3 separate regions of the Homo sapiens genome follow, and regions 1 and 3 are each linked to region 2. The links are chromatin loops, found by intact Hi-C in ENCODE. Cell type or tissue: GM12878. All regions are shown on one strand.

Evidence for each region. Peaks named below come from ENCODE experiments on the same cell type or tissue, not always from the same donor. Only the 100,000 strongest peaks of a DNase experiment are listed, where the experiment ranks them.
Region 1: it touches region 2 in a loop (6-fold over the local background); 1 of 110 quality-filtered maps calls a loop at or near these places.
Region 3: it touches region 2 in a loop (2.1-fold over the local background); 1 of 110 quality-filtered maps calls a loop at or near these places.

What each region holds. Positions count from the first base shown.
Region 1 is chrX:10,002,809-10,005,308 of GRCh38, reverse strand. No RefSeq gene overlaps it. Among named protein-coding and RNA genes, the nearest start is that of WWC3, 11 kb to the left of the region's middle. In GM12878, no CTCF peak of the experiment used is centred here; a DNase peak (open chromatin) is centred at 1,538.
Region 2 is chrX:9,940,886-9,943,385 of GRCh38, reverse strand. All of the region lies in intron 8 of SHROOM2 (shroom family member 2), which reads right to left. Among named protein-coding and RNA genes, the nearest start is that of CLDN34, 25 kb to the left of the region's middle. RefSeq lists enhancers at 823-902, 1,043-1,202, 2,240-2,500. In GM12878, no CTCF peak of the experiment used is centred here; a DNase peak (open chromatin) is centred at 1,085; H3K27ac peaks cover 592 bases.
Region 3 is chrX:9,743,575-9,746,074 of GRCh38, reverse strand. It overlaps GPR143 (G protein-coupled receptor 143), which reads left to right. Exons shown (of 9, transcript NM_000273.3): 5 at 1-31; 6 at 2,402-2,500. Among named protein-coding and RNA genes, the nearest start is that of GPR143, 21 kb to the left of the region's middle. In GM12878, no CTCF peak of the experiment used is centred here; no DNase peak of the experiment used is centred here.

The sequences.
Region 1 (2,500 bases), 62 kb before region 2:
CATTAGCAAATAGAAAGGACATTTATCTATCTATCTTAGGATTCCTTTAAGCGCAAAGGTCTTTAGAGCTGGAGGGAAAAATACACATCTTAAGAACCAGATAAATACAAAATCTCAAGTGATCTATGCTGTCAGCCTACAAATGTCCAGGTGTATGTAGAAGAATCAATAACGTGTGTGACTTAAAACTAAGGGTTAGGAGCCTCGAGAGCAACTCCCGTAAATTATGTCATCAGGGACATAGCAATTATGAGTAGGGTTCAAGTACCCCATTAGGGTCATTGACAAGAATTTAGTCAGGGTGCAGCCCAAATCTTGGGTGTGTATACCGGCTCAGTCACTAGGATGGTAACGGTCAGCTGTAAGAGGGTGAATCTTTCAGCTCCAGGAGGATTTAGGGAAAGTACAGCAACTCTTAAGAGAATCAAAACTGTAGGATTCATATTCGGAATGCAGAAAGAATCTGTGCGTATTTGATGTTCCATGTATTCATAAAGTTTAAAAGAATTTCTAAGCTTTGGAAATCACTGTAAAATGTATAATTGAGTAATCTTGTGATCTTAGTTGAAAACTATTTTTTTTCTTGTCACTGACTGGAGGCTCATGAAAACTAAATTATATACAGTGTTGGAACATTCTAAGAGAACTTAAGTTTCACCATGTCAATTTAATTCATTAAATTTAAAAGAGTTATTTGTAAACTTGGGAATGTATTTGTTTATTGAGACAACTGAAGCAATTAAGAAGGGAATTGAGTGTAGTCTGTTACAAGTTTTAAATATATTTTAAAATGCATGAAGGTGTTTAAATTTGTAAATAGGGTCAAGTATTTTCCAAAGGCCTCTTAAAAGTGGTTGCTATTATTTGCTGGACTTAAAATAGAATTTAAAAAGAAAAGAGAATAATAAGATTTCTAGACTGAACTTAGAAGGTTAAAGGAAAACTAGGCATTAGAACTCGTAACTCAAATAAATTGACTGTGAAATTTGTAAACCTGAATAAATCCCTTTTTGTGCACACACAACACTCTTGAAGGCTATGATCAACACTTCCGAAAGGTCATACAATGTCCAGATGAATGTGCTCGTGTAAAAAAATTACAAACTTATCTTTGCAATCCTATGTCAATAATGGCAAACCATATTGAAATACCATATTATTTACCAGATAAATTCCACCCTAACTCAGAAAGCTTACTCACCTCTCCAGAGTCTGCTTGAAGCTGATAAGATCTGATATGATGCAAGTTGCCTTCCTGCTAAGGGGCTTGTGTTTTCGTTTTTGCACAATCTCAATCTAACTTTCTGCCCTTGTTTTACATTCTCTCCCATTTATAGATTTGTGTGTGTGTGTCTGTGTATTTGTGTGTGATTTGGTTGTCATCTCAATAAGCTATTTCATCACTAACCAACTGATTTATGCTCCTTATAAAGGATCAGTTTAACTCTGTCACTTTAGCTAGAAGTGTTGATAGAAGGTCCTAATAATGCTGTTTGCAGCCATATGTGCTTTGGAAGTTACCGAGCTCTGACCGGGTGAATTCCACTGTGGTCTGATTGTGGCCAACAACAAAATGAGTCAACCATTCTCTGTGGTCCACAGAGCAGCACCATCAGCATCCTCATTAAAAATGGGGATTCTCGGCCGGGCGCAGTGGCTCACATCTGTAATCCCAGCACTTTGGGAGGCCGAGGCAGGCGGATCACGAGGTCAAGAGATCGAGACCATCCTGGCCAACATGGTGAAACCCTGTCTCTACTAAAAATACAAAAATTAGCTGGGCATGGTGGCACGCACCTGTAGTCCCAGCTACTTAGGAGGCTGAGGCAGGAGAATCGCTTGAACCTGGGATGCAGAGGTTGCAGTGAGCCAAGATCGTGTCACTGCACTCCAGCCTGGCGGCAAAGCGAGACTCAGTCTCAAAAAAAAAAAAAAAAAAAAAATGCGGGGAGTATTCTCAGGCCACACCCTGGACCTACAAAATCAGAATCTGCTCTTTAACAAGCTCCTCAGAATCAGAACCTGCTCTTTAACAAGCTCCTCAGGTGATTCCCATGCACATTAAGTTGAAGAAGCATTGATGAAGAAGGGGAGAAATGGGTGGGGCTAATAAAAAGAAGCATCAATCTAGACAAAAGTTCAGGTAACAGTAATCACTGTTTCAGTGATGTGTTGCTTGAGTTTTATGCTCAACAGAGTGCACAGTAGCATTTATTTATTTTTATTTTATTCTATTTTTGAGATGGGGTCTTGTTCTGTCACCTAGGCTGGAGTGCAGTGGCACAAACATGGCTCACTGCAGCCTCAACCTCCTGGGATGAAGCTGTCATCTCACCTCAGCCTCCCATGTAGCTGGGATCACAGGCACGTGCCATCATGCCTGGCTAATTTTTTGTAGAGACAGGATCTCACTTTGTCATCCAAGCTGGTTTTGAACTCCTGGGCTCAAGCAGTCCTCCCACTTCGGCCTCCCACAGTTTTTGGATTACAGGTGTAAGCC
Region 2 (2,500 bases):
TCTATGGGTAAAATGACCAGCCGGATGAGCATTAGGCAGGAAAAGTCAACCCCACAGCAGGAGAAACATGTGCCAGATACGAGGCAGCCTATTTCCTGATTGCGTGAGGTCTTTCCCTCACATGGATGCATTTATTTTATTTTATTTTATTTTATTTTTTGAGACAGGGTCTCACTCTGTTGCCCAGGCTGGAGTGCAGTGGCATGATCACCACTCACTGCAGCAGTGACCTCCTGGGCTCAACCAATCCTCCCACCTCAGCCTCCTAAGCAGCTAGGACCATAGGCATGCACCACCACACCCAGATAATTTTTTTATTTTTGTAGAGACGGGGTCTCTCCATGTTGCCCAGGCTGGTCTTAAACTTTTACCTGCCCAAAGCAAGATCTAATCTTCCCCAACCTTTCCATAAAGAAATCCTCCACCGCCTTGAATGAATGCAGGTCTTAAGATCCCCATATTCCTGAAGGGTCCTGCGGCACACCTAGGGGGAAGGAACGCTACACAGAGAGGCCAACAAGAATCTCAACAGGCAGACCTTGTGGCTTTCTCCTCGGTCTGTTAGGACTGGATTGTAGTCTTTTTGTCCAATCACATTTCTACACAGATTTCTATCAGGCCTATCCAATGAAGGCTCCATAAAAGGCCCAAGAAGACGGGGCTGGAGACTTCCTGACAGGTGAAGACAAGAAGGTTCCTGGAGGGTGGAGCACCCAGGGAGGGCATGGAAGCTCTTCCGCACCCCTTTCCCCATGCCTCGCCCTACACATCTCTTCATGTGTATCCTTTGTAACATTCTTTATCATAGATGTAAATGTTTCCCTGAGTTCTGTGAGCCACTCTAGCAAAGTAATGGAAACTAAAGAGGGGGTCATGGGAACCCCAACTTGAAGGTGGTTGGTCAGAAGTCCCTGAGACTCAGACTTGCGACTGGTGTGTGTGGGGGGTGCAGTCTTGGGGACTGAGCCCTCAACCCGTGGGATGAGACGCTACCTCCAATTTGACAGTGTCACATCTGAACTGAATCAGAGGCCACCCAGCTGGTGTCTGCTGCAGAAGTGACTGCTCGCTGGGTGTGTGGGAAACCCCCCTCACACATGTGGTCACCGAAGTCTTCTGTGTTGGTTGCTGTGGCGTGAGAGCAGAGGAAAAGTGGTTTGTGCCTTTTCCTACTCACTACCTATCTGGAGAGACTGTTTAAGTTGAGAATCTCACAGCTGAGAATGTGGCCAAATTTTAGATAGTCATCACTTGAGGGAAAAGCACAAAACAGGAAACAGGCATGAAGAACTTCCCAAATTCCTGATACCAATGCTAGCCTGAAGGAAGACTGCAAGCAATGCAGGGAACTGTGGATAAGGAAGGACGCCCGCCAGGGCTGCTCAGGAATTTTTTTTTTTTTTTTTTTTTTTTTGAGACGGAGTCTCTGCTCTGCCACCCAGGCTGGAGTGCAGTGGCGCTATCTCAGCTCACTGCAAGCTCCGCCTCCCAGGTTCACGCCATTCTCCTGCCTCAGCCTCCCGAGTAGCTGGGACTACAGGCGCCCGCCACCACGCCTGGCTAATTTTTTGTATTTTTAGTAGAGACGGGGTTTCACCATGTTAGCCAGGATGGCCTCGATCTGCTGACCTCGTGATCCGCCCACCTCGGCCTCCGAAAGTGCTGGGATTACAAGCGTGAGCCACCGCGCCCGGCCGCTCAGGAAATTTTCAGTGCCATTATTCTTCAGCAATTACGGAAATGTAGATTTTATACTGGTGCATGAACATGTGCCCTCAAAACCTACCTCAGCTGAGCTAATTTGAAACTGGGCTCTCTGAAAGGAGTCCAGATTTCTTTATTGGTTCTTTTACATGTCATATGCAAATTTTTATTGAAACCATTTCCCCTTTGTTAAAGGGCCATTGTATAAAGAACAGCCGTTGGCTTTCAAAGATTTCTGAGACAAGACCTGGCCTGGGACAGTGAACAGATCAGTGGCTGTCCACACCACCCAGGGTGCTGAAGGGCTCACCACTGTGGTCCATACTGTCTGGCAGGCCCATCTGCTATTTCTTGCAGTGCGTGGCTTTCCAGGAGGCTCAGGTAAGAGCCTGCAACAGTAGAGACCAGGCACACAGCCACTCTCATCCCTCCACTAAGAATGAGCCCTGGGCCATTCATTCCCTTCCTCCACCTTTTGTTCCCTTCTATAGGGGAAACAAGGTCTATTCTGTCTGGGCCCTGCACTCACCTCCTGGTTCCAGGGAAAAGCCATAATTCTCAAAGATTCTAAACTTAAACCAATCAGCTATCTGGTTCAACTCAACATGGTGCCCTCTTTTCTGGGCAGAGTCCTTCTGAGCTGCCCCAAGTATAAAACCATATCTTGTCATCTCTGCGTGATGCTTCTCTACCAGCCACCAGAGCCCCCTGCTGCCTCCCTGCCTGGGGCTTCCACTCTCTCAACTCTGTCCTTAGTCTTCTCCTAAAACAGAGGGTTCCCTGATTTGGCTCTCAG
Region 3 (2,500 bases), 200 kb after region 2:
CCCATCCTGTTCCAAAAGACAGTGACTGCAGGTAAATACTAGGGAAGCTCTCTGGGTACACGGCCACTGGGAGCGGCCCCATGCCTCGGGCTCAGACAGTGACACATGTTGTCCTGGAATTCTCCAGGACAGTTGACCTCATTTGTCATCCTCCAGAGACATCAGCAGAACACAGCTGCAGAAAGTAAGCAGGTTCAATAAATGAAAATGTGCAGGCCTCTGCCCGCACAAGTTCTGTACCATCGTTTGTTAGCTCAGTGCCAGGACTAGTTGACTTTTCACTTCTGTACTGGGCTTCTCCTGGGTCGGCTGCAGGAGTGCCCTTGGACGACTGTGGAGGTGTGAGAGGAACAGAAGGAGAAGAGAAGGGAGGGGGAAGGGACTGAGTCTGTACTGAGGCGGCTCCAGCCCCATAATGCACTTGGCTGATGTTTTTTCTCAGATGGGCAGGAAACAGGAAGTGGAGCACAGGAAATGAGTCAAGGTCAATGGTTAGAAAAGGATAAGAGTAATGAAGTCGTTGGCAACATGTCTGGGAAAGACTTCTAGGCTGGGGCTGGAGACCTGCAGTCCAGCCCCTACTTTCCCCTCAAGGAAGTGTGTCCTGGAGTGAGCCTCCCACCTCCTCAGGCTGCCAGAGATCTCTCAAGGGGAGAATGGGAATAAGGAAATTTGCCTTAACTGAGAGGTCCTTTGAAGATCACCTGTTGATTGTTGAACTTTTTAAAAACATTGTTGAGAGTACTCTATCATTGGTAATAGGAAATTATTGTGATTCTTCGGACCATTCTCTTCATATCTACACTTTTTGTTTTCATTGAGACGGAGTCTCGCTCTGTCACCCCAGGCTGGAGTGCAGTGGCGTGATCTCGGCTCACTGCAACCTCTGCTGCCCATGTTCAAGTGATTCTCCTGCCTCAGCCTCCTGAGTAGCTGGGACTACAGGCAAGCGCCACCACGCCCGGCTACTTTTTTTTGTATTTTTAGTAGAGACGGGGTTTCACTATGTTGGCCAGGCTGGTCTTAAACTCCTGACCTCGGGTGATCCACCCACCTTGGCCTCCCAAAGTGCCGGGATTACAGGCGTGAGCCACCACGCCTGGCGCATATCTACATTTAAATATAGTGTGTTAAATATAGCATTTTAAGACAAAATCTCATCAAAAATAGTGATTTGAGCTGATGGAAATGACTTATAGAAAAAAGACTGAAAAGAAATACACTAAGATGTTAACAGTGGTTACCTCTGGGTGGACGGACCATGGGTCATTCATACTTCTCTAAACTTTTAAATATTTTCTAACTTGTCTATAAGAAGAAATTAAATTTTTTTCAATATTTTAACAAGCGTGCACTATTTTTATTTTTTTGAGATGGGGTTTCGCTCTTTTGCCCAGGCTGGAGTGAATTGACGTGATCTCGGCTCACTGAAACCTCCGCCTCCCAGGTTCAAGCGATTCTCCTGCCTCAGCCTCCCGAGTAGCTGGGATTATAGGCATCTGCCACCACAGCCAGCTAATTTTTGCATTTTTAGTAGAGATGGGGTTTCACCATGTTGGCCAGGCTGGCCTCGAACTCCTGACCTCAGGTGATCCACCTGCCTCAGCCTCCCAAAGTGCTAAGATTACAGTTGTGAGCCACTGCACCTCTATTTTTATAACAGAGAAAATGAGCTTTTAAAAATATAGTTTCTGAACTAGGAGCATTCAAATAAAATTGGGAATTTATTTATTTAGTTATTTTGAGACGGAGTCTTGCTCTGTCACCCAGGCTGGAGTGCAGTGATCTTGCCTCACTGCAATCTCTGCCTCCTGAGTCCAAGGGATTCTCGTGCACCAGCCTCCCGGATAGCTGGGATTACAGACGTGCACCACCATGCCTGGATAATTTTTGTATTTTTAGTAAAGACAGAGTTTCACCATGTTGGCCAGGCTGGTCTCGAACTCCTGACCTCAAATGATCCACCCACCTTGGCCTCCCAAGTGCTGAGATTACAGGTGTGAGCCACTGCACCCAGCCAAAATTGGGAGTTAACATAGTAATGTACCTGTGTTAATTTCATAGTTGTGAAGAACATCCCCATGGTTGCATAAGATGCTTACATTGAGGGGAATCTGGGTAAAGGGTAGGGATATACAGGGACTCTCTGTGCTATCTTTTATCTTTGCAACTTTTATGTAAATCTAAAATTATTTCAAAGCAGAAGTTTAAAAATATGTATATTCCTTAGGGTCTATGAGGACTCCAACCTGGAAGTTGTGAGGAATGAATGTCAGTGACTTGCTTTGCTTCCTGCCCCTCTGGCCTTGCTTGTGGGCTCACACCTGCTTCCATTGCCTTCTCTGTCACTCCGTAAACATGAATAATGAACACCATACATAGTTCCTTCTGTTCTTCACAGTGGCCTCTTTACTTAAAGGAAGACAAGGCATTTACACGGAGAACGAGAGGAGGATGGGAGCCGTGATCAAGATCCGATTTTTCAAAATCATGCTGGTTT